5 separate regions of the Homo sapiens genome follow, and regions 1, 2, 3 and 4 are each linked to region 5. Evidence: chromatin loops called from intact Hi-C (ENCODE). Cell type or tissue: mammary epithelial cell. All regions are shown on one strand. Region 1 has its middle 230 kb from the start of LINC00474. Region 2 has its middle 41 kb from the start of LINC00474. Region 3 overlaps ASTN2 (astrotactin 2). Region 4 overlaps ASTN2 (astrotactin 2). Region 5 overlaps ASTN2 (astrotactin 2).

Region 1 (5,000 bases), 970 kb after region 5:
TTCAGTCCTCTTTGCTATTGAACAAAGTTGTAACCTCAAGGTTTTCTCCAGTGACCTCAGGATCAAATAAATATGACACCTTAGAAGAAATATACTTCACTTTTTGTTTTAGATACAGATAGGAATGGTAAATAGGGTTTCCATTTATTTACAAACTTCAATCAAAAGGTAGTGATTGCATCATGGAGTAGAGAATTCTGGAACTTTGTTCAGGCTTTTGAATAAAGAGAACCATTAGTGAGTGATGCCTGCTCTAGTGTATTTTTAGAGGCCCTGGAAAAGCATTTTCGTTCCTCAACTTATCTTTCAAGTCGAATATTAACATAATTTGTTTATCCAAAGTGACATGCAAAATGCTAGATCCATAAAATGACAATTCCACTTAATTTAGTAAGAGTAACCATAGGAATAATCATGAGATCCCATGGGAAAACCACTTTGGGGGAAGAGGATGTATCACAGGATTCTTCGAAAAGAGTAACCCATGAAATGAATCTTAGAGAAGGAGAAATCATGAGACAAAAGAGGGAAAGGGGTAGTATTCTAGACATAGGGATTTTTTGAGCAAAGATTAGAAGCTAAAACTAGCAAAACATATAAGGGATGCCAAGAAGAGTCAGTTGTGCTGAAACATGATGGGAAGAGCAAGGAGTGGTAGGGATGAGGCTGGGCAAGTAGGCTAGAGCCTGCATCAAAAAAGGTCTTGATTGTCATGCTAAGTTGTTCATACCATTTACTAAAAATGGAAAATCATAGAAATAATTGATGGAAAAAGTGATATGATCAGAATTGTGTTATTGAGAAAGACATTGCTAGTTACACTGAAACAACAATTAGATGAAATAAGGAGTTTGGAAGCAGCAATCTTGGCTTCCAATTCCTGCTTGGGGACTAAATTATTACATGGTATTGAGAACAAAAGTTCCCCCTTTGGATCTATCTGTTTAAGTGAAAAATGATTGAGTTGGGCAAGGTGATTTCACTGGGCTCTTGTAGATACAATATTTTATACTTATCTTTTGGTAACTGGATTATTTGATTATCTGCTCCTCAATTGTGTCATTGGAATAGTAGAGAAACTTATCTTTGGGTTTCCTACCATGTACAAAGAGATTGTATGATGTAAATGAGGTTACAGATATTTTGGAGAATGAGGAAATAGTCAAGCAAAGATGACAAATTGTCATTTTGTTTTCTAAATAAATAGCTAGCCCACAGATAATGAGGAAAATACAAGTTTAATGCATTTCCCCAAACTTGCATTTTCCCATTTATCTGTAGATAATTTCTTCTTCTATTGTGAAACATATCTTTGTGTGTGACTAATGTGGGAAGTCTTTGCTGGACCTCTATAGAGATGGGAAAATGCATTAACCTGACAAAGAATGGAGACAGAACTGTGTCACCTTTTTCACAACTTAGAGATCTAGTTCCTCAGAGCTGCAAGAAATGTTATAGATCTTCTTGTCCCATAGTTTTCAGGTTCTGTTCCTTATGACTTAGATGTTCTATGGAGGCACCTGAGGGATAACCTACCAAGGAAGAAAGCAGAGATGAGGAAGACAGCTTTTTTATTTCTTTCTCTTCTCCTAGAACCATGTTGCTGCCACACATTGAGAGCGCACTGAGAAGAAAGCCAAGTAGATATAGGTACATAGGAAATGGAGATGTGGATCTCTGATGACAGCTTTCAATTCCTCACCCAGCCATGTCTGACATGGTTCTTCCACTTAGATTTCCTGGTTATTTTAGGTAATAAATTTCCTATTTTACTTTTAAGCTTGTTTGAATTGAGTTTCTGTCCCTTATAAAGAGTTTTGAGAAGTACTTTATATGAGAATTTCATGTATGACTTTATTTAATAAAATATTTTTCCACTGTTTATCATTGGGAAAATATAAATTTGGGAACCACTGATTTCATGCAATGTAATCTTTTTTAAAGGAAGTGACTGAAACAAAATCCAGGATTATTTCCCAAAGTTACACATCAAATACATGGCACTGTTGGTGCCAGAATGCAAAGCCCCTGATGTTTGTAGCTGCTCATCTCACTCTAGTTATCTTCCCACATGCACAATATCACCACTTATCTCCACGCAACATCACTGTGACTTACCAAATATCGAGGAATAATATTCCCACACTGACCAACAGGAAATCATTTGAGGAAGAAGGCTTATCCATCTCTATAGAGGTCCTGCAAAGACTTCCCACATTAGCCACACATAAAAATGTGTTTCACAATAGAAGAAAATTTGCTCAATCAACCAGACAGTGTGGAAAGACCTTGTAGGATTCTTGGAATCCCTTAGCCCCAACAGGGGCAATACTGCTTGGACACCGTTAGTGATGTGTCATCATGGTACTGGAGCACCACCTCCTGGTTGTGTTGAAAGTTTAATTTACCTTTTCTAGTTAAAGAAGGTCTGGTATTTACTAGAAATTTATGACCTTGGAACTAGAAGGGCCTTTAAGAATGACCTGGTCCATCACTCTTCTTTCATGGATGGGGAGATAGGCCAGAAGAGGAAAAGTGATTTCCTCCCACCATAATAACCAATTAAGAGCAGGGACACAATGAGAACCCAAATGTAGTCTCCCTTTCCAGTGCCTAATTCTATGGTTGTAAAAGTTGATAATTTTTTAGTGTAAGAAACCAAAAAGAGTCTGAATTTACCTGAGGAGAAGAAACAATGAAAGTAAGTACAAACAACTTACAGAATTGAGAGGTCATTGAACAATTGAGTCACAGGCAAGAGACAATTGAGAATCTAGATAGAAAGAACCGTAGGCATTCTGTTCAGGAACTATCCCAATTCACATGAATCAGCTTTAAATGTTTCCCATTCACGCATTACTTCACTCAAGATGTATATCCTAAGGAAACAAAGACTGATTGGCCTAGATTGAGATACTTGCCAAGCCATGGTGTGAAAGTATAAGAGCCTCTGACATAATTCCATCGAAACTTTGTAGGAACTACCCCTATAGGGAGAGGTATTTTCTCAAAGGAAAATTCAATGCTGTTCCCATAAGAAAAGGGAAGGGAGCCGGGAATGGTGGCTCATGCCTGTAATCCCAGCACTTTGGGAGGCTGAGGCAGAGGAATCACCTGAGGTCGGGAGTTCGAGACCAGCTTGGCCAACATGATGAAACCCTGTCTCTAGTTAAAATAAAATTGGCCAGACGTGGTGGCATGCGCATGCATTCCCAGCTACTCAGGAGGCTGAGGCAGGAGAATCGCTAGAACCTGGGAGGTGGAGGTTGCAGTGAGCCGAGATCATGCCATTGCACTCCAGCCTGGGGGACAGAGCAAGACTGTGTCTCAAAAAAAAAAAAAAAAAAAAAAAAGAAAAAAAAAAAGAAAGAAAAAAAGAAAAGGGAAGTGATGCCAGTGAACAAAAACAACAGATGTCCAGTGCAGAAACAAAGTCAAGTTATTACTCAGGCATTTTCAAACTAGTGTCGTGAATCATCTACTCATAGACCAGAACACAAAATTCACATTTAAAATCTTCCTTTGCATTGTAGATGCCCTAGCTCCAAAGCATGGACAGCCATGACTTTACCACCTCTGAGTATCTGATACACCTGCTCCTTGGCACTTTCTGTTCCACTGCTTCTTGATATTGAAATGACATCTGTTTTACTTTTAGCTATTTCAGGAATGACAAACCAGGTCACAGAATAAGACCATATAATTAATACCTGGGCCTTGCTGTTGATGGAAAATATGAGGGGCTCAATAGAAAAGCTCCAAAACCATAGCATTTCTAAGGCCTCTCTTCTAAGAGGGGGTTCCGTCTATTATATGGAAGGTCTCCTTTAGTACAGGGCTTTTCTACTTTGGCAAAGTTGACATTTTGGGCTGGAAATTCTTTGTTGTGAGAGGCTGTCCTGTCCATTGTAGGATGTTTAGCAGCATCCCTGGCCTCCGCCTACCAGATGCTAGGAGTACCTTTTAGTTGTGACAACTAAAAATGCTGGTTGACTTTGCTGATTTTCTCCTAGTGAAGGTGACAGGGAGTGTGTAATGTATTCTAATTGAAATACATTACAGGCATATGTATTTGGAGGTGACCCCAGGATAGGTAAAACTAATTTCATTTTTTTACCCCAGAGGGAACTTTTTATCAGTCAACACGACTCAACAGTGGGAGACTTTGCCTTGGAAAGTAAGAGGTGTTTTAGGGATATTTAGCTGAAGCTGGGTACATACCGGTTAGTGATGCTGTTGGGAGTGGAGCAACATCAGATAGATGGTTTTTTTTGTTTGATTTTTGTTTTGTTTTATTCTTTAAAATGAAAAAACCCTCAGATACAGTTATTATATCATTTTATTGCTCTTTGTCCAATAGATATGTGTTTCTGTTCAGTTCTTTTTGTTACAAAGAAGCCAATAGAAACTCAATTTAATGCACAGAAAGGAGTACATGTGAACTGGATATGGAAAAGAGAAGTCATAAAAACAATTAAGGTATTCTATAGGACCCGATACTCTCTCCATCCCTCCTTCCCTCAGGGAGCCCACAGTCAGTCTTTTAAAGTCCCTCTGACCTTTTCCTCTATTGTCCTCTTCCCAGCAGCTGGCTACCTTTGCTTACTCACAGTCTTTGCTTCCTTAGGACTTGCGTTGGCAGTGACTCATTAAGGCAATTCCAACATCTTTCTCTAATTAGTATCCTTGGGGATTTAGCTACTAACCTAAAATTTCTCTCTTTCCGTTGTTTCAAATTCTAATTTCTGAAAAAGAAAAAAGAATTAAAAGTTAGATTATCCTTCTGCATGTCTGCATGTGACAGCAACATAGGTAGTTGGTCTGTGTCTAAATTTGCTGTATTTGTTACTGTGTTGTTAGTTACAAATAACAGAAAACCCTGATTCAATTGGCTTAAACAATAAGGAAAGTCTGTTATCTAATAACATAAAGTCCTGAAATAGGGCCTTTCTGGGCCAGTTAATCTTTATATCATCCCTGCAAATCCCATTGATGACCCA
Region 2 (5,000 bases), 780 kb after region 5:
CCTTTTGTCTGCTATCTGTGCTAATTTCTGTCCCATCTGTGGAAAAACACCTTAAAACTTTTGCCTTTTGTTTCTGTTTCTGTGTTTACCTGCCACTTGATAGCTTTGTTTTGTAGAAGAGCTCCTCAAAAACACAGGCCATGTCTTCTACATCTCCTTGTTGTTTTTGCTTAGCACAGAGATGGACACAAATAAATTGCATGGGGGAATTACATGGGGATTTTGCAGTTCTGGCCACCACTGTTCAAAAAGGACATTGGACAACTGGAGCAGATGGAAAGGGGCCTAGAAACAATGTTATATGAGCAACTAGTGAAAGAACAAAAAGAGCTCTAAGCTAGAATACTGGAACACTCAGAGCTGAAGTGAGGATGGCAGGACAGCATGAGAACTGTCAGTTAAATTTCCTTGTGCCTTGGGAGACTAAATCCAGAGCTCAGTTACACGAACGAAGGATTTTGCTAAAACTAAACCAAAAGAAGACACACAAATAGCCAACAAGTACATAAAAAATGTGCAACATCACTGATCATCAGAGAAATGCAATCAAAACCACAATGAGTTACCATCTCACCCCAGTTAGAATGGCTGTTATAAAAAAAGACAAAATAAAATGCTAGCATAGATGCAGAGAAAGGGGGACTCTTATACATTATAGATGGAAATCTAAATTAGTACAGCCATTATAAAAAACCATATGGAGGTTCCTCAAAAAATTAAAAATAGAACTACTATATGACCCAGCAATTTCACTACTGGTTATTTATACAAAGTAAAGAAAACCAGTATATCGAAGTGATATCTGTACTCCCATTTTCACTGCAGCACCGTTCACAGTAGCAAAGATAAGGAAACAACCTAAGTGTCCATCAGCAGATGAATGAATAAAGAAAATGTGTTAAATACACACAATGAAATATGACTCAGCCATAAAAAGAATGAAATCACATCATTTGCAGCGACATGGATGAAACGGGAGGACATTATGTTAAGTGAAATAAGCCAAGCAGAGAAAGACAAATATGGCATGTTCTTATTAACATGTGGGAGCCAAAGAAATTGATCTTATGGAGGTAGATAGTAGAATGATAGGTACCAGAGACTGGGAAGAGTAGAGTAAGATGCAGAGATGTTGGTCAGTGGGTACAGACATACAGGCAGATAGAAGAAATACATTCCAGGGTTTGACAGCACAGTTGGGTGACTATAGTTAACAACAATATATTATATATTTCAAATGGGTAGAAAAGAAGATTTAAAATGTTCCCAGAACAAATGAATAATAAATGGTAGAGGTGATGGATATCCTAAATACCCTGCTTCAGTGATTACACATTGTGTGAATATATCACAAGCACTCCATAAATAGGTACGATTAGTATGTATCACTTTAAAAAATACCCACACCTATAATGATTTAATTTTATTCCCCTCCCCAACATTGGTGATTTTACTTGCTGTGGAGATTTTTACCCGTGGGAATTTTCAAATTTGGGATCAGAAAATCTATCTACTCTTGAATATCACTCTAAGAAATTCAGTGTCCCAAGTGAGGTCACTTGGCTTATTTGAGCATTAAAATACAAAACAAAACTAAGTTTCATCTGGGCACATGATTTGTTTTTTTTTTTTTTTTAACTTTTCCTACTGAGAATCATTGACTCTTCCTCTGATGGGAGAGCATTTTTCTAAAACAGTATGATGGCATTTCTTTTTCCCTGAAGTCCCAACCTCAGAGCTTTCCAAAGAATAAACATTCCACATTCAGTCATTAGGGACTCCTCATTGCACAGCCAACGTTTTGCTATAAAGGAATCTGAACAGAAGCAGAAGCAGTAGGAGAGGCAATTCAATTGCTAACAAACTTCATGACAGGAGGATATTAGATGATCTAGAAAATTAGGATGTTTGGCTTTGAGAAACACCGGGAAACTGAGGCCCAAAGAAAAGTAACTTTTTTTAAGGCACCTCAGAGAGTGACAAACCTGGAATGAGAAGGAACCCTTGTGTATTAGTATTGCAGCAGAGCGATGTCAGGAAGCTCATCCAGAGGTCTGGATGCTACCAATGGACTTCAGAGACCACTTGACTTCTCCTAGAGTCAGAAACTAAGCTGGACCCTGATTTCTGTGGAGGAGCCGGAGAGTGAGAGTTAAGGTAAGGGTTAAGGCAGCCCAAACATCCCTGTTCCACCTCTATAATCTTGAAAGTCAATGTGTGAGTTCACAGTGGACATATAAGAGCAGGGCAGGGTCCTCAGTGTCCCTTTGTCATCCCCTGAGTACCAAAAATTGGGCCAGGGTCCTAGTAAGGGCACAACCCAGCCCCCAAATTTGTTGGCTTCTTGTTAATTGAGTGAGTGAGAGATAAGGGGGAAAGTAGTTTGTGCCCCCATTAACTTCTAATATAGAGCTGAAAAATCTAAATCTATGCAAGTTAGGAAAAATAAACCAATCCTCCAAAAACAAAACAAACAAACAGACAAAAAACCTCCAGGATCTTCTACATGGCAAGCAAAATAGGCACAATCCCTGCCCTCATGGTGGATATATTTGAATTTCTTATACTGATAATTCTTTAAAATACACATTGACATATTTCACACTTTGTTAAATTGAGGGGCAAGTTCCATTACCTGGGTGCTTAATAATGGGTAATGCATTTCCCTTTCTGATTAGTACTTGGGTGATTTATGTTCTATACCACAACTCGCTCAGGCAGGTTATGCCTTGTTCCTGGCCTCAATATCATCATCTGTAAAATGAACAGATTGTGATAAATATCCTCTTAACTCCCAGGTGTGGAATGAATATCACAGCCTCACCTGGGAACAGGGAAGCAAGTTTGTGGCATTTCACTTTAATCTGCGATGCCACCTTGTGGTTATCAACACGGACCGCACCAAGGACAGGGAAGAGTGTGCAACACAGCAGCCCACATCAGAAGATGTCCCTTTATTCTTCCCACCCCTGAGGCTGGATGCACTAAATGGGAAACAGGAGTTTCCTTTCAAGTCCACATCCCATAACCCTTGGAAGCCTCATCCTGCATAGAATCACCAAGAGTGAACTCTAGTAACACAGTTTGGGGCTTCCTGGAGTCTTGCAAAATGTGTCCATCCCCATCACTCCACACTCACATGTCTCTCCTTAAGTCTGCTAGATGATGACAGATGGGACCAGGCTGGGGCAAGACACTGGAGACAGAGATGGAACGAAGATAAGCCAACTTTCCAGACCAAACTCCTCTCACTCAGGCCATGGGAAAAGTAAGTCATTTCCAGGGTCCAGGAGGTCTGAAGATATTCAAGCTTCTGATTCCCTTTACTTTCTTCATATAACTATATGTTTTCTCATGAATACATTACAAAAAGGGGTTGTCATATCTTGGTGTGGCTGTGTACCAGGTCCCTGACCTCAGGTACATACCAGTCAGCCCTAAAACTGTGATGCCCTAGTTCCAAACACCATACTGCCAATTAGAACACACTGCATGTGGAGCTCTCAATATGGTGAACTCAAGTGTGTTTGCACTCTGGTGGCAGAGACACTAGGCTTGCTGGGGGAGAGAGAGCCAATTTGAAATTAGCTGGTCCTTAAAAAATCAGGAACTCTAAGAATGCATTACTTTGAAACAGGAAGCAACAAGGCACAACAAAACAACAATGACAAAGCATCAGCTCAGAAATCCTCATGCTGCACTTGGCACTGGGCTAAACAAATTTAACATGTGTTGTTTTATTTAACCCCCTACAACATTATGAAGTCACTACTTTTATTATTTTAAATTTCATAGTGGAAAAAGCCAAGGCTTGCTAAGGCAAATGTAACTTGGCCCCAGTCTCCCAGCTAGGAAGTGGTGTCACTATTATTTTGAATCTCTTTCCAACTTCAGGTTTCATGCTCTTCCAACACCCAAAAGAGCATGAAGCAGGGAATTCAAAGACTTCTCTTCTAGTTCTTACCCACTTGTCATGAGACATTGTACCTGTACTCCACATCTTCAGCCTCTGGTTTCCTTAGATCTAGAATGGAGATGATACAAAGTTAGACTAAAGGCAAAATGCCGGATCACATCATACTGTGAAGTTCCTCCTAAATCTAGGACTGAAATTTGTAGTATATCAATTGACATTGAAGTCAAAGGTTGCAAACCAGCAGCCTATAAGGGAATTCAGTTCAACAATTTGATTCGTTTACTCTGAAATCTGTTACAGATTGGAAGTTTAAAGATTTTGGGTGGACACGACTCTCCATTTCATCCTGGTTCTTATTTCTCTGTGCTATCCTATGCAGCTCAGTTGTCTGCTTGACCTCACTGGTGGACATGTGATTACATGGTTCTTGGTTTATGTCAAATCCAAGGTTTTGTGTGTTGGTAATCAGAGTGCAGGCCATTACAGAGGCTAACTTCACTGCTAGCCTCCATCTAGATTATTTTATTAAGACATTGTTGTCCCAAACTCTGTTGTTTTCTCTGGGCAGCTTATGAGCAACTCAGACTAATGTTATACTACCACAGGAAATATTATGACCTAAATTTCAGGAGACCTGAATTCTGCTTCAAGTTGTATGGTTCTGGGCAAGCTCATGAATCTCTCTGAGCTTCAACTTTCCCATCTATGGGAGGCTTAGAGTAAACGTTGAAAACTTCTGTGTCCCGGCCGGGCACGGTGGCTCACGCCTGTAATCCCAGCACTTTGGGAGGCCAAGGTGGTTGGATCACGAGGTAAGGAGATTGAAACCATCGTGGCCAACATGGTGATACCCAGTCTCTACTAAAAATACAAAAATTGGCTGGGTGTTCTGGTGTATGCTTGTGGTCCCAGCTATTTGGGAGGCTGAGGCAGAAAATCGCTAGAACCCAGAAGGCAGAGCTTGCAGTGAGCCAAGATCCAGCCACTGCACTCCAGCCTGGCGACAGAGCGAGACTCTGTTTCAAAAAAAAAAAAAAAAAAGAGAGAGAAAACTTCTGTGTCCCTGTAAAACTGAACCTTCCAT
Region 3 (5,000 bases), 72 kb after region 5:
TGGTTTGGGTCTGTGTCCTCACCCAAATCTCATGTAAAATTGTAATCCCCACTGTTGGAGGCGAGGGCTGGTGGAAGGTGATTGGATCTTTGGGGGAGCATTTCCCCTTTGTGGCTGTTCTTGTGATACTGAGTGAGTTATCCTGAGATCTGGCTGTTTAAAAGTGTGTAGCACCTCCCCCTTCTCTCTCCCTCCTGCTCCAACCATGTAAGATGTGCCTGCTTCCCCTTCATCTTCTGCCCATGATTGTAAGTTTCCTGAGGCCTCCTCAGCCACGCTTCATGGCTGTGGAACTGTGAACCAATTAAACCTCTTTTCTTTATAAATTGTCCATTCTCAGTTATTTCTTTATAGCAACGCAAGAATGGACTGATACACTGGTACTATGTTAAATCCACATGAATGAAGTGATTGTAGACATTGTATTAGGTTTTATAAGTAATCTAGAGATGATTTAAAATTTAAGGGAGGATGTGCATAGGCTATATGCAAATACTATGCCATTTTATATATGAGACTTGAGCCACTGCAAATTTTGATATCCAAGGGGGTACCTGGAACCAATTCCCCATAGATACTGAGGGCCAGCTGCACTATTATCTCTTCTTTCATTTATTTGTGGCAGAATGTCTTCATTTATTTTTGAAATTTCTATGGAAGTATAACATTCCCACATAAAAATGCACGTATCATAAGTACATATATGGATGTAATTTTAGGAAGTGAACACAGCCATATAACCAGTACCCAAATCAAGAAACAAATTACCAGCTTCACAGAGCCCACTTTGTGCTCCCATTCAGTTATAGCCTCTTCCTGAAGGTTAAAACACTATCCTTACTTCTAATGCCATAAAGAGATTACTTTTGCCTGTTTTCAAACTTTATGCATTAAAAAAGTTATCCAATATGCATTCTGTTTTTTTCTAGCTTCCCATGCTTATCACACTACAGGATCCATTCATATTGTTGGGTAGAGTCATAGTTATTATTATTTCTCTTGTTCTTAGGAGTAGCTGCCATTTAAAAAGCTGATAGATGTTTTTATATCTAGAGGTAGCAAATTAGCTTGAGGCTGCACTTGGCTTATGCTACCAGCCTGGATCCCATGCCTGCCAAGGGCAAGCCAGCCATGGAGTGGTGAGGGGTGTGTGAGCTAGTGGGTGTGGGGTGCAGCTACTGCACATAGTCAGGCACTCTGGCTGCAGAAGGGCAGGTGGCTTCAGGTTCCGGCATGGGTGCCAGCTCCCTGTGAGGCTACAGCTGGACCAGATGTACCACAAGCAGCTTCCATGGCTGGCACCAGGGAACATGGTGGCATCTGGAAGCTTGGAGATACCAGAGCCCCAAAGAGGGCGTCATGGCCCTGGCTCAGGGAGCTCCTAGGTCTGAGCTCCCTGAACTGCTGCAGCTCTTCTCTCCTCATTGCCTGCAATGTGGTGAGCAAGGGGTGTCTTTCAACCCTGTTTGTGTTAGAGCTTTTTCAGCCCTGCCATTTGGCAAGTCTCGAGTTCTTGTCCTGCTTCCAGGAAAAATAAGGTACACAGACAAGTGAAGGGTGAGCACGGCAAAGAGGAGCTTCATTGAGTGACAGAACAGCCCTCAGGAGACTTGAAGTGGGTAGCTCCTTTCTGAAGGCAGGTCATCCTGATGAGTGTCCAGCTCTCTAGCTCTCAGCAGAGAGGAGACCTACAATGGGTCACTGCTTTCCATGGGCAAGTCGAGGAGACCAAAGCTCCTTCCTGGGTAGCTCAATCCTGCAGCTGATAGTCCTGACATCTATCTGAGTCTGGCTGAGTCCGGAGTTTTTATGGGCTTCAGGGAGGAGGAACTGTATACTGATTTGTCCATAGGTGTCCATGGTCAAGTCTGGAAAAATCACTGTAAGTTCTCACTCTGGTCCATAGATCTGGCAGCCCAGCCCCCAGGGTTCAGGCCATCCCAGGCCTGAAGGTGGGGCTGCACTGGGGACCTGCCCCTTTCCACACAGGAAACTCTCTGCCTCCTGCTGCCGTCAACCTGCCATCCCTGGCACCAGGTTGTTCATACTGAGGGGTGCCTGCTGGCCTGTGCAGAGCTGTCCCAGCCCCTTTCCCGTGCTTATTGGCACCCAAAGTCTTGAGAGGGCCAAGGCAACAGGGGGCTGGCATGTCAGCACTGCCCTGAGCTCACATGCACCCAGCCAGGTCACAACAGTGCCTGGGCCCAACCTCAACTTTGATCTGAAATTGGAGGGGCTGCTTGAAGCGGGGAGAGGCCAGGCAGTGGGAGCAGGTATTTCTGAGCCTGTGGGGGAAGGGGGTGATCCCCAGGTCCCTGAGACTGCAGGAATGCCTGGATCCACAGCTGCAACTGTGTGGCCACACTGTGCCTCGGAGGGTGGGGCTCCCGCTCCTCCAACTTGGAAGTGGGTGGGGCTTCTACCTGTTCCTAGCTCCTGCCAGCTCCATGGAGCACTCAGCCCCTGCTGCATCTCCCCTGCTGCAGCCGGTGTCTTTGCAGTGGCCGCTTCATATGGGCTGCCACTGCCATTAGTAGGCTACCCCTCAATGACCACCTCAGTGAGTATGCATAGCCCAGATGCCCCTGTGGAGTGGCTGTGAAAATTTGATTATAAATCTAGGAACTCCTGGGAATAAATGGGTGGAAGGTTCTGATCTTCTTCATGTGAAGTGTAGAAACTCTACAGTGGGTTAAAATTGTCCCAACATCTAGGGGGACTTATCATGAGGGAGGAAGATGTCTGATTGGTATGACAGGCTCAAAGCCACAGTATGTACAGCCACTTTGCCACAGTAGGCATGACCTGAGAATGAGGAATGAAACATAAAACTAAAGAGTTGGAGGCTTGGGAGTCTAAGCTTGAGCCTGTTGTCACTGAGGGAGTGGGATTGCCCTCTACTGGAGAAACACTGTAATCTGTTTAAGGCTCCTTTCTATTCCCTTCGCCTCCACCATGACTTGACACAGAGCCATGCAGAATCTTTGTTTTCAATAGTGACATCATGTGGCAGTGGCAGGAATTACAGGCACAGAAAAAAACGAAGACCTGTTGCATTTCTCCCTTCTCTCTCCACAACTCATTAGGAACCTTGATTAAGAAACTCCTGGAATTCTTTTACAATCCAAAGGGAGAAAGGTTAGTTCTGAGAGGGACACTATACATATCAACACTGCACATGAGAGACCAAGAGAGCGATTCATCAAAGTAAATGTTTGTACTCCATTTTGAAGTTGTCTACATGATCATTCATTCATTCAGCAATTATTTAATGAATTTCTGTTAACTATGTGTCCAATATGCTTGGCACTTTTAAAAGTAATACATCTTTAATTGCAATCTATTTCTCCTTTCAGCTCTCTTTCATTCCTCCTACCTTTCTTAATGCAACCAGTATGTTGAACTACAGCCAGAAGGTTCCCTGTGACCACACCCCCCTGGAAATGTTTGATGATAAATAATTTAGTGGGGAGAGTTATCCTTGTTGGACATATTAAACACTGAATACGTATTTGCTAATTATTGGGATTATTTCTGTAACTGTAGAATTATATGACCTTTCTCCAAATCTTCCTCCCCAAGTCAATTCTTGACCTCAATTTACACTGAAAGAAAAAGAGAAATTTTTTGGATCAGTTCATGTCTGTTTCCTTATAGGTCTGTATTTCTTAGATCCCAGAGGGATAACCTCTTTTTCTTTATTTACCTTGTCTGTGTTGCTAAGATGTGGGTCAGCTACCCATATAAAAGTGGATAATCCAGCCATTTTTCAAAAACGTTGAAGTATGAACTATGCACTTAAGATCTGTATGTAAGTGGCATTCTTCAATTTTAAAAAATCAGTGTGAATAGGTGTCAGAGAAAAAAAACTACCATTTCTTGAGCGTTCCAGCATAATATTCTAAAGCTATATAATAGGAAGTGTATCATCCCATTTTATTGATGAAGACACTATTATTATGACAGATTAAGTAACATATCCAAGATCAAGTGGTTTCCAGTTTTAACTCATCATAGTTTCAAAGCCTATCCTAATTCCCACCCCAGGACCCATTAAGACTTCAGGTTCTTAGATATCTTTGCTTCAGAAGCCCTGGCATGATCATCCTTTTGTCTGTTGCTATGACCCCACTGTCACTGCTCAGTGAATAAACAGACTATCGGTTCCCAGGTCTGTCAATCTGCTCCATTTTGTAACTCTGAAATGTGCTGCTAAAGTATTTTCCAAGAGACAGTGAAACAAAAACATGTCTTTCAATAGAAGGTCAGAATTTTGGAAGGACCTTTTTGGATTTTAACATTAATATTGGGCATTAAGTTCTTCTTAAGCAGAGCTGAATTTTTCCCTTTGGGTTAGAGGGATGGGTTTTCAATGACCAGTGTCATTTGGGATCCTGGAAAGCAGCGGGTAGATATTTTTGGCATGTTTCATGCCCAGTGCCTCATTCTCCAGCTGGCTCAGGTTTCTGGGTGGAGTTTCAGTTTTGTAGTAACACTGTAGACCTAGGAGAGAAGTCTGGCCAATTTCCCCTCAGGTCACTCTAAATGACAATAAAAAATACTGGTAACCTTTTCACAGAGCAGACATTGAAATGGGGCTTTCAAACTCTTCTCTACATGGAAGTACAATCCCTTTAAGACTGGAAGAATAATAAGGAGATACTGGAATGCTTCTCTCAAAGGGCCTGGGCATAGAATATGAGCATCTCCTGCCTTTCAGTAATGTATTCTACTTTATAAACTATTTTATACATAGTCTCATCCAGTTGCCTACAACAGTCCTATAATGTGGTGTATCCTTGGACTCATTTTCCAGATATGTCAATAGAAGCTCAGAAGGGGACAGTGACTTAACCAAGGACATATAACTAGTAAGAAGTGCAGTTGGGATGTAACCACTAAGGATTCTTGCTCCTGCTGTCAACCAGTTACTCTACAAGGATTTGGAGTAATCACAGCAAGTCCTGGAAGCTTATATCATTATCCCTACTATATAAATG
Region 4 (5,000 bases), 170 kb after region 5:
TTGCAAAACTGTGAGCATCACAGGGAAGAGGTTTTGTTCCTGTGGGTCAGAGCTGTGACCACAGTTGTAGTCCTTTCCCTGGCGCCTAGAGGGTGTTCGATAACTGCTTGTGAACTCTTTGAACAGTGAGGCTAACAAGTTTGTCCTAGACCTCAAGAAGGAAGACAAGTCAGTTGCTCTTTTTACAAACTCCTTAAAGGCAGAGACTGTATCTTTATAGCAGATGCCTCTGGGGCCATGCCATATCCTCTTGGCCCATGGCTATTTCAGCTGCAGCTGTGGTGAGCAGCTCTGTGCACACTCAGGCTCACTTTGTGCTGCCAGTGACCTCAGATGCACACTTGCACTTTCTGCCCCACAGCCTTATGAGAGATTGAAGGAGCTCCCTAGGCCAGTGTGCAAGTACAACTTTAAAAAAGTGTGGGGAAATAACACTCCTGGGTGAAGGACTTGACATGGTTTGGCTGTGTCCCCAACCAAGTCTCATCTTGAATTATAGTTCCCATAATCCCCATGTGTTATGGGAGGGACCCTGGTGGGAGGTAATTGAATCATGGGGGCAGGTTTTACCTGTGCTGTTCTCATGATAGTGAATAATTCTCAGGAGATCTGATGGTTTTATAAAGGACAGTTCCCCTGCACAAGCTCTCTTGCCTGCCACCACGTAAGACGTGCCTTTGCTCCTCCTTTGCTTTCCACCATGATGTTGAGGCCTCCCCAGCCATGTGGAACTGTGAGTTCATTAAACCTCTTTTTCTTATAAATTACCCAGTCTCAGATATGTCTTTAATTGCAGCATGAGAATAGACTAAAACAGGACCCAACCAATGGGAATCAGGAATTGGTAGATAAGTGCCCCATCTCCCCGACTTCCAGCCAAACAGTTCTGGGGGGTATCTTGTTCCCTCCTTAAAAGGGTCTTGCAGAATTAGGTCCCATCATGTACAGTAGCAAACTTGAAGATATACCTTTATATTGACTTTTTCTCTTCCCTGTCTTACTCTGCCCTTTACCCCATACCTGCTCCCTGGAATCACCTCCCAAATAAACCTTCTGCACCCAAGCCATTGTTCTTAAGCTCTGCTTTCCAGGGAATTCAAACGAAAGTGTTCTTTATGCTTGTGCTCCCAGCCATCAGCTCAGTTTGAAGCACACAACAGATACATTCACTCACTATATAAATATTTATGGAAAACCTACTGTGTACAGACACCATTCTAAGTGAACAAATTCTCTTACTCACAGGGTTTACAGCAGGGGATACAGGCAATATATCAATCCATCAATATATGAGAGACAGTGATAAATTTTGTAAAGATAAATGGGTTAAGAGGGTAAAGGGTGATAGTGGATGCTCCTGTAGACTGAGTGGCCAGAGAAGGCCTTTCTGAGCAAGTGACATTTGAGCAAGGATTTGGGAAAGGAGAGGGAGTAAGCCATACAACGACAAGGGGAAGAAGGCTCCATGGAAACCACAGGTGCAAAAGCCCTGTGGTGGGAGTATGTTTGGCATGTTAGAGGAGGAGGAAGAATGTCTGCATGGCTGGAATGCGTGAGTGAGGAAAGGAGCCCAGGAAGTGAGGAAGAAGGGGCCCGAGGAAGCAGGACACTGGAGATACCCCGTGAATTCTTGTTAATTAGTAGTCTTTGTATCCCTCACCCTAGGCAGCGTTTTATGATAGGAAAGGCTCGGGTTTTGGAGTCTGACAGCTTTGAATCTGAATTCCAGCCTTCTTATTTAGATGGAGTATGACTTTGGACTACTTGATTTAGATCTGTGAGCATTATTTTTTCATTTATAAAATGGCAATCATAAAACATACCTCATAGGATTTGTATTTGAGAGGACTCCTGATTGCAAGGAACAGAAAACAAATGGAAAGTTGCAAAAATGCAAAAATACTAACTCATGTATCTGAAATACCCAAGGGTAGATCTAGGCCTCAGACACAACTGGGTCCAGGGCTTCAAATAATGTCATCAGAACTTGGTTGGTGTCTGTACCTGGAGTTAGTCTGATTGATTAAGCCTAGGTCACTTGTCTTTTTGACCTTTGACATGAAATGGCTGGCCATCGATCACATGCCAGTCTCTGAAGGATAAAAGGGGCCTTAGCTCTACCTAAATTGTTTAGACTGAGATTGGGGGAGAGCTGGTTCCCCAAAGGAAAACTCAGGTGCTGTTGGTAGAAAGAGGCATGCCTTTATAGCCAGTCAAACCAACAGGTGTCCACTAGAGGGCAGGCATGAGGATGAGCCTGAAGTCTCAGCACGATGCCTGGCACACAGAAACTCTCAGTAGGTATTTGCTAGATCACTATTCCCTTTTTTTGGAGCCCTTATCTTTACGTCATTTCCTCCTTTCCTGTATTATTTGTGTCCTATTTACTCCTGAAAGGTTATGCAGGAGGCAGCCTGGCTATCCCAAGAGAGAGTTCTAATGCCAGGTGCTGATGTCGAGTAAATAGGAGCAGATCCAGGCTTCAACCACTGAAGTTCAGTTTCACAGGCTTCAGTAAATAGCTTCATCATCAGCCCTATGCTGGACACCAGTAACACAAGGGTGACTGAAACAGAATTCCCACCCCAGGCATCTCGCAGTCTGGAGGGAAATGTGCAGTAGGAAAGGCACAGACTTTGGGTGCTGAATGTCCTGACTTCAGCCTTTACTCTGACATTCCTAGGTAGATTTTTGTGAGAAAGTTATTTACAGATGAAACTGTTTCCTCATCTGCAAAAGCACAATTCACTGAATTCATTAGGTTTTATCGAATTTTAAGCAAGATGGATTGTTTTGAATATTTAACCAAGACAATATAAGTAAAAATGTCTAGCGTTGTTGATGCCATGTAATAAAAGCCAAATAACATTTTTATTTCCCTCTTTTTGCTTCCTTTCTTTCTTTGTTTCTTATTTCATTCCTTCCTTCCATTCAAAATGTCTTCTTTTTGCAAAAAAACAGGAAGGTTTTAGGGAGTTAGATATGATGTAATGCACCTAAAAGCAACTGAGCGTGATAACTAAAAATTTTGCCATCAGACAAATTATTCAGACCTGAGGGAGCAGGGGTGAGGGGGGCACTAACATTTGTAAGCTATTCATGTATCAGACATATTATAAATATTCTCTTACTCAATCCTCACCTGACTCTCTGAAATTGATAGGATCATCTTTTCAGATGAAGAAGCAGTCTCTGAGAGTTTAATCATCCATCTCTACATAATATAGTTCATAAGTGGTAGGTCTGGCTTCAAAACTAGGTGTCATCTGCTCCCCAAAACCCACTCTCTTTCTACTACCTCCTACTGCCATTACAATAAAGGTGAGGATCTCTACACACTGCTTCTTCAGATTTAAAATAACACCATGTTTCAGAAGAAACAAACCAACTGCAGCTGATAGGTATGAGGCCCTTAAAGATGCATTTTGTCCCTGACAAGTTCTCATAATGAATTTCTACAGTTGCCCAAGTAAAGGAAATGCAGAGAGAGCTCTGCTTCTCCCTGGGCACCATGACAAAGAGCATCTGCAGGTTAGAGAGGCCAGGCCCAGAGTGACGACTCCTAAATCCTCTTGGTGTTTCCCGAAAAGAGTGTGGAGCCCTGAGCTGGGGACCTTTCTCCTCACCTGGGCTAAAAAACTTGCCGTCCCCACCCCCACATCCCCCCACTCCCACTGCTCCTTCCATTCTGGAATTTCTTTTCTGCTTTTCTCCCAACCTGTTTTCAATTTGCTCATGTGGCCGGCTTTGACGGTGACCTCAACTCATTCAGAAGCAAGAGGGTGAGGGGAGAAAGAGAGAGAGAGGGGAAACAAGGAGGAGGATTGAGGGACTGCTGAAAGGAGAGGGAGAGGGAATTGAGGAATAGGGGGTGGGGCCTCTAGAAAAATTGATCCATGCTTTGTTGGGTTGATTCTGAAGCTGCAGCAGAATCATGATTAACATTTTCTGTGGAAGGTAATGAGAGCAAGGCTAGAGTCTGAGTGGATAAAGAAATGTGTGGGGGTCTGGCCCCAGCCCACTCGGGTTACAGCCCCAGAAGAGCTGTAATGGGGAACAGGCACATTCCTGTACAGCGACTCCCAACTCCCTATCTGTTTTCAAGGAAAGAAAAACAGGAAAAGAATGTTAGAGACTTGGACGAACTTGGGCGAGGCAGAAGCAGCAGCCTGGGTTCTAGGAGGGTTCTACCATAAGCCCCTAACAAGGTACCAGGGAGGACGGAGCAGAGGCCTCCCAGGTAGAGTGGCCTAGTGAAAGGTGCATGGGGCTCAGATGCAAGACAGTGGGGCTTGATTCTGGATTCTGCCCCTGAGTAGCTGCAAATCCTTGAATTAAGGTGTAGCATTCCCAAGCCTCTGTATTTCTATCAGAGAATACAGCACAGTTCTGGAATTCAAACACTTTAAGCAATAAAACTTTAAAACCAACTTTTATAAACAGTTTTGTAAAAAACTAAATAAAAACATGGACCGCTAGTATATAAAATAGATCAAACTAGAGTTGATCTAGTTGAAGGTTAGTGTGAGTATATGGAAGACTGGCCCCAATCTCTCTCCTGTTAGTGTTCATCCTTGCCCCTGGAGTTCTCTATGTTATAATCTGCAAACCACTGTTAAAATATATGACATATTAGAAATGTACTAAACTCCTATCTCTTGGAGACTTTGTGTCTTTCTCAGAAATTCCAGGCTTAAGAAGATGGCAAGGTGGAACCATGTACCTAGCACAGTGTCTGGTGCGTAGTAATTGCCCAGGGACTGTATATCACATTCATGTTGAATAAAGTGGTCAGAAATTGGGGAGGAAGGGCTCCTGTGTTAGCTTTGAGAGATTTTAAATTCTCAGTGATTTTATCTCATAAGTTGGCTGGTACAAGTTATCTCCGAGACTCCAGGAGTCAAGGCACCAAGTTTTTGTTCCAAATCTCCTCCTGTTGAGTGTATGGGCATGGACCTGTCACTGTCCTTCTCTGATCTTCAGTTTTGTCACCTGTAAAA
Region 5 (5,000 bases):
ATATTAAAAAAAAACAAAAAACCTTAAACACTGTTCTGCACTTTCCTTTTTTCCATTTAGTAAAATATATTTGTGATTACTCCAATCACATACAATATTATTCTAATTCATTTTTAGGTATATAGTACCCCACTGTTTGGATGCTTCATAGTTTTTCAACCAATTACCTATTGATTGTCCATAGACTGCTATGGTAAGAGATTTATTGCTGATTACTGTGATGTAATGGGCAGAAGCAACAGAAATTGAATATTCAATTTCCAGAATTTATAACTGCCTGAACTTGAATCTCTAGCAATGTAGCAGAGTGGGAGGCAGCCTAATATTGTGGAAGAGTGCTTAGAAATAAGGAAGGTCACAATGGCAATCCAGATGTTCTTGGATCCCTGATTTTCCCTCCATGAGCTTCCATTTACTCATCTTTAAAAAGCAATAGTGAAACCTACCTCTCATTGTTAGGATTTATAGAGACCAAAGGGCATAATGTATGCAAATCAAGTAGCAGAACATCTGTCCTGGAATATGTGCCTGTAAAACTGCAGCTACAGTTAATATTAATTTTACTGATTGCCTCAATATAAGACAGGAAATCTCTATGAGTTTCAGCCCTTTTATATTTTGTTGAGTGGGCTCATTGATCCTTCTCCCTGCCCCTAGCAGCAGAGTTACACCGCAGAGGGGAGCTAACGGAGAAGTAACTCAATCTTGAACATGTTTTCCAAAAGTAATGCCTGGTAACATGTTTAAAGGTTGTCTTTTAACATGAGTATTTTTAACATTTTGTTAAAAATAGTTAGAAATGTGAAAGCAAGACTGTGAACCCCCAGGAAAACAGTAAGAGAGTGTTTTCTAATGGTTCCCTTAACTGACTAATGGTTCCTAGATGACTCCAGCTGATGTTCATACCCTCCTGGATGTTTGAAACTGGCAACCTCCCCCTGGCCCCAAAGTGGCCTCCTACTGGCCCCAAGGTGGGCTGGTATACCTTGTTGGTCTGCTCTCCTGCTTCAAATATGTTCAAGTGGGACAATCTGGGAGTCTTTATCTAAAGCAGGTCATTAGCATCTCAGAGGCCTCCAATTCCGTAAGCCTTGTCCAAGAATAATCTTTTCTGAGCATTTCCTCTTTGACCCCTAGCCTGAGAAGTGATTGGAAGGAGGAGGAAGGAATTGGGAAGGAACTAATCTTGGAATCCGTTCTTGAGGAGTAAGTTTTAAACACAGTTTTCAAGAAAGTAAAAGAACTTGATCCCAAGAAAGAGAAGGCGTTCTCCTATTAATGATCCATCTCAGCTCCTTTGGACAGAAAAGGGGCTTTGGAGTCAGTCTTTGAATGCCTAATGACCTTCGACTGCAGTCTGTCACTTCTCGGAAACTCTGTTTTTTCAGCTGTATATTACAGTTGTAAAAAATTACGACATTACTTGTCCAAGGCACTGTTGTGAGGATTCCATGAGATCCACAATGTCTTGTGTTTGGCAAAGAATAGAAGATTGGGAAATATGATTTTCTTTTCTGTCTTCTCCCTTTACCAAGCACTTTTCCTATCACCATCTTAAAAGCAAAACTGCATTAAAAATAAGACTATGTTGTTAGAATAATACTAATAATAGTAATAATAACAAGAACTGGCATGTTTTGGGTGGCTATTAAGTGTCTGGCATGACCCTACATTATTTTTTTATTTTTTTGAGATGGAGTCTCACTTTCGTTGCCCAGGCTGGAGTGCAATGGTGCAATCTCTGCTTACTGCAAACTCTGCCTCCCAGGTTGAAGTGATTCTCCTGCCTCAGCCTCCCGAGTATCTGGGATTACAGGTGCCCACCACCACACCCAGCTAACTTTTGTATTTTTAGTGGAGACAGGGTTTCACCATATTGGCCAGGCTGGTCTTGAACTCCTGACCTCAGGTGATCCGCCCACCTTAGCCTCCCAAAGTGTTGGAATTACAGGCATGAGCCACTGCACCCAGCCCGTTATCTTAAATCTCAACAACTTTATATTGTCGGTGATATTCGCCTATTTTATACATAAAAAGCAGAGACTACTATGAGGAAGAAGCTTGTCTATGGTCACATGCAGGGCTGTGGCTAGCCTGTAAGTTACCTCTTATATGAATTAGGAAGAGGAGCTCCTCTACTTGTACTCAATTGCAGGAGCACAGGCATGGCACGTGAAGCTGAGGGTGGATTTAGTCCCCATCCACCCTTTTGCCTTGTCACCTTTTATATATATATATTTTTTTCTTTTTTTTTTTAATTTAAGTTCTAGGGTACATGTACACAATGTGCAGGTTTGTTACATATGTATACATGTGCCATGTTGGTGTGCTGCACCCATTAACTCATCATTTACATTAGGTATATTTCCTAATTTTATCCCTCTCCCCTCCCCGCACCCCACAACAGGCCCCGGTGTGTGATGTTCCCCTTCCTGTGTCCAAGTGTTCTCATTGTTCAATTCCCACCTATGAGTGAGTCACCTTTTTACAGAGCTCAACTTGTGTAACTATACAAAGAGGGCCTGGTTGCATGCCTAGTTTTGACCAACTGAATTTCACATCCAGATGTATATGAAGTTCAGACCGCATCCATTCCATTACCACCTTGGAATTTTTTCTCTTACTGTCTTCTTTAAGATCCTGCTCCATCAATTATCTTTTCTCTCTGCCATATCTTAAGCGTCTCCTTCTCCATCTCTGTTTTTTCCTTCCCAGCCAATACGTCCCATCAGGTCTCTACACTTGAGTACCACAAGGATTGAAACAAATTGTTATTCATATTTTCCCCCCTTGTGCCTAGCTGTAAACCTGGCACTGAATAGGCCTTCTCAGCAAATGCTCTTTCAGAATTCTTTTACTCATCGCACTAAGCTTCCTTGTATCATAGCTAGCTTTTACTGTTTCCCTGGCTTCCCTCAGTGGAAGTTGCTTTGCACACAATGATCCTTCTTTGCCAAGAAAGGATCAGAACAGAGATTTCCCCAGAGCAATCATCTTAAGTAGGCACTAGAGGGCAGCAGGAGATCACATATGACCTTTTTTTTTCAGCCTCCTGTTACTGGCCACAACCTGCCTTGTCCCAGGAGGAAGAAGTAAATGTTACCCTTCAATGCCGACTGATTCCTGATTCTGGCCAAGACACTGGCCAGTACTAGGCTACTGGGCAGTGTCCAGGGGTCCCTTTCCCACAGAGAGTATGACCTGCCTCAGAAATTTAACTGCTTTCACTTGAAGACAGGTGTCCTCTTGCAAGTTATACTTTATCACTCTGTGCCTCAGTTCTCTCATTTGTAAAAGGGGGCAACAATCCCTACTTTGTAGGATGGTGGAGAACTGTGAGAGATCATAGGTGAAAATGTGCTAGCACAACATCTTTTGTTTTATTCCTAGAGGAGTTGGATGAGGAGTTAGTATCCCCATTTTACAAATGAACAAACTAAGGTTGGAGAGGTGAAGTGACTTGATTAAGATTTGAAATCAGGTAGTCTGACTCAACAGTTTTGGACTTACGCATTCAATTCTACCCTGGTCTACTGTCTTCTTGTAGGTAGAAGACAGGTAATTTAAGGGGAAATTTTTGACAGTTAAAGCATCAGGCAGGTTTCAAGGGAAGATTTACAGATTCAGACATGTACAAGAATTGAATAATGCTAGGATGAATGCCAGGGGCTGGAACAAATGACCTCTGATGATGCTCTTGACACGCTAGCATTGGATATTTTTCATTAAGTTCTGATTCTCATTTATCCTCCAAATAATCCAATATTTAGGTACTAAAATTATTAGCATTTTACAGATGAGGAAATGGAGGCTTAGAGAGGTTAAGGTCTTGTTCCAAGGTCACCCAGCTAGAAAACAAAAAAGATGGAATTTAAACTCAAGCAAAACACTGTGCTATAGCTGCCCCTCTGTAATTGTGCTTATTACTTATACATTTAGGGGAAGAGCTTGCAAATTCACTTAGGTTAGGAAATCAGTTGTCCTAGGGTTTGGCAGTTTTATAATTCTGTCTTCTTATTTTTGGAATCTCCACTGTTGCTTTTCTTTCCATTCCCCAAATGTGTGTGTGTGTGTGTGTGTGTGTGTGTGTGTGTGCGCTTGCAATATGAACACAACACATACATCACAACATACACATACTCATACATATATACCTTCTCAGAAGCCACCCAACAATGCCCTATGGTTCCTGGGATAGGAATTTCATCTACCTAGTTAGTTAATTGTTTAATTGTAGTATGACCCCACACCCCAACTAGAGTCCAGGCGTGAGTACTGTAGATAAGACATCTAATAGCATAAAGTACATAACTCTGGGCTTGGGTCTGATGCTTAGGATGAGAAGTGTGGTTCCTGGATGAGAAGTTAGTCTAAGTTTAATAGAGCCTTTCCACAATGGAACTTGAGGCCTAGAAAGGTACTGATTTCCACATCTTTAGAAATGTCCAAGAATAAATTGGAGGATTATTTGGTGGTAAATGAAAAATTAGATGGGATTTCTGACCAGGTGACCTTTAGAATGCTTTCCACCCAGGAGACCCTATTAGCCCATGGAAATGGGTGGAGGAGATTGGGGGCATTACCTGGGGGTGGGAGGTAATGGGAAGATACAAATATTTGGAACGGATATGACTCATCCTGTAGGAGTGAAAACTGGTGCTGAAAGTTTTTCAGAGAGGAAATATGGACAGTGGAAAGAGCAGAAAAACTGGGTAGAAACAGCTAGACTAGTTGCTAGCTGTGTGACTTTGGTCACGTTACTTTACTTCTCTGATCTATCAAGTGTACATTAATAAAATAAAACAAAGACCAACTGTCTTTGGGGCTGTGGTGATAAATTGGGATAGTTGGTCTGAAGTCTGATAAGCATTACACTAGTGGGACAGGAGTCAGATTTATGCATTCATTTATTCATTTGTTCATATATTTACCTGCAGACTGTCTACATGATATCAAACAGTGAACTCTGTGCTTGGAATGCAAATGTTCATTAAAAATGG

The links. Peaks named below come from ENCODE experiments on the same cell type or tissue, not always from the same donor. Only the 100,000 strongest peaks of a DNase experiment are listed, where the experiment ranks them.
Region 1: a loop joins it to region 5, with 11 times the contacts of the local background. A loop is called at or near these places in 7 of 110 quality-filtered maps.
Region 2: a loop joins it to region 5, with 7 times the contacts of the local background. A loop is called at or near these places in 23 of 110 quality-filtered maps.
Region 3: it touches region 5 in a loop (15-fold over the local background); 15 of 110 quality-filtered maps call a loop at or near these places.
Region 4: it touches region 5 in a loop (6-fold over the local background); 14 of 110 quality-filtered maps call a loop at or near these places.

What each region holds. Positions count from the first base shown.
Region 1 is chr9:115,691,514-115,696,513 of GRCh38, reverse strand. No RefSeq gene overlaps it. Among named protein-coding and RNA genes, the nearest start is that of LINC00474, 230 kb to the left of the region's middle. RefSeq lists an enhancer at 4,378-5,000. In mammary epithelial cell, a CTCF peak has its summit at 2,362 (motif pointing left); DNase peaks (open chromatin) are centred at 2,333 and 4,623; H3K27ac peaks cover 971 bases.
Region 2 is chr9:115,881,801-115,886,800 of GRCh38, reverse strand. No RefSeq gene overlaps it. Among named protein-coding and RNA genes, the nearest start is that of LINC00474, 41 kb to the left of the region's middle. In mammary epithelial cell, a CTCF peak has its summit at 2,875 (motif pointing left); a DNase peak (open chromatin) is centred at 2,840.
Region 3 is chr9:116,587,554-116,592,553 of GRCh38, reverse strand. All of the region lies in intron 19 of ASTN2 (astrotactin 2), which reads left to right. Among named protein-coding and RNA genes, the nearest start is that of ASTN2-AS1, 86 kb to the right of the region's middle. RefSeq lists enhancers at 1,595-2,152, 2,153-2,712. In mammary epithelial cell, a CTCF peak has its summit at 2,973 (motif pointing left); a DNase peak (open chromatin) is centred at 2,943.
Region 4 is chr9:116,492,461-116,497,460 of GRCh38, reverse strand. The region is part of intron 19 of ASTN2 (astrotactin 2); the gene reads left to right. Among named protein-coding and RNA genes, the nearest start is that of ASTN2-AS1, 9.3 kb to the left of the region's middle. In mammary epithelial cell, a CTCF peak has its summit at 2,237 (motif pointing right); no DNase peak of the experiment used is centred here.
Region 5 is chr9:116,659,264-116,664,263 of GRCh38, reverse strand. All of the region lies in intron 16 of ASTN2 (astrotactin 2), which reads left to right. Among named protein-coding and RNA genes, the nearest start is that of TRIM32, 26 kb to the left of the region's middle. In mammary epithelial cell, a CTCF peak has its summit at 2,999 (motif pointing right); a DNase peak (open chromatin) is centred at 3,003; H3K27ac peaks cover 433 bases.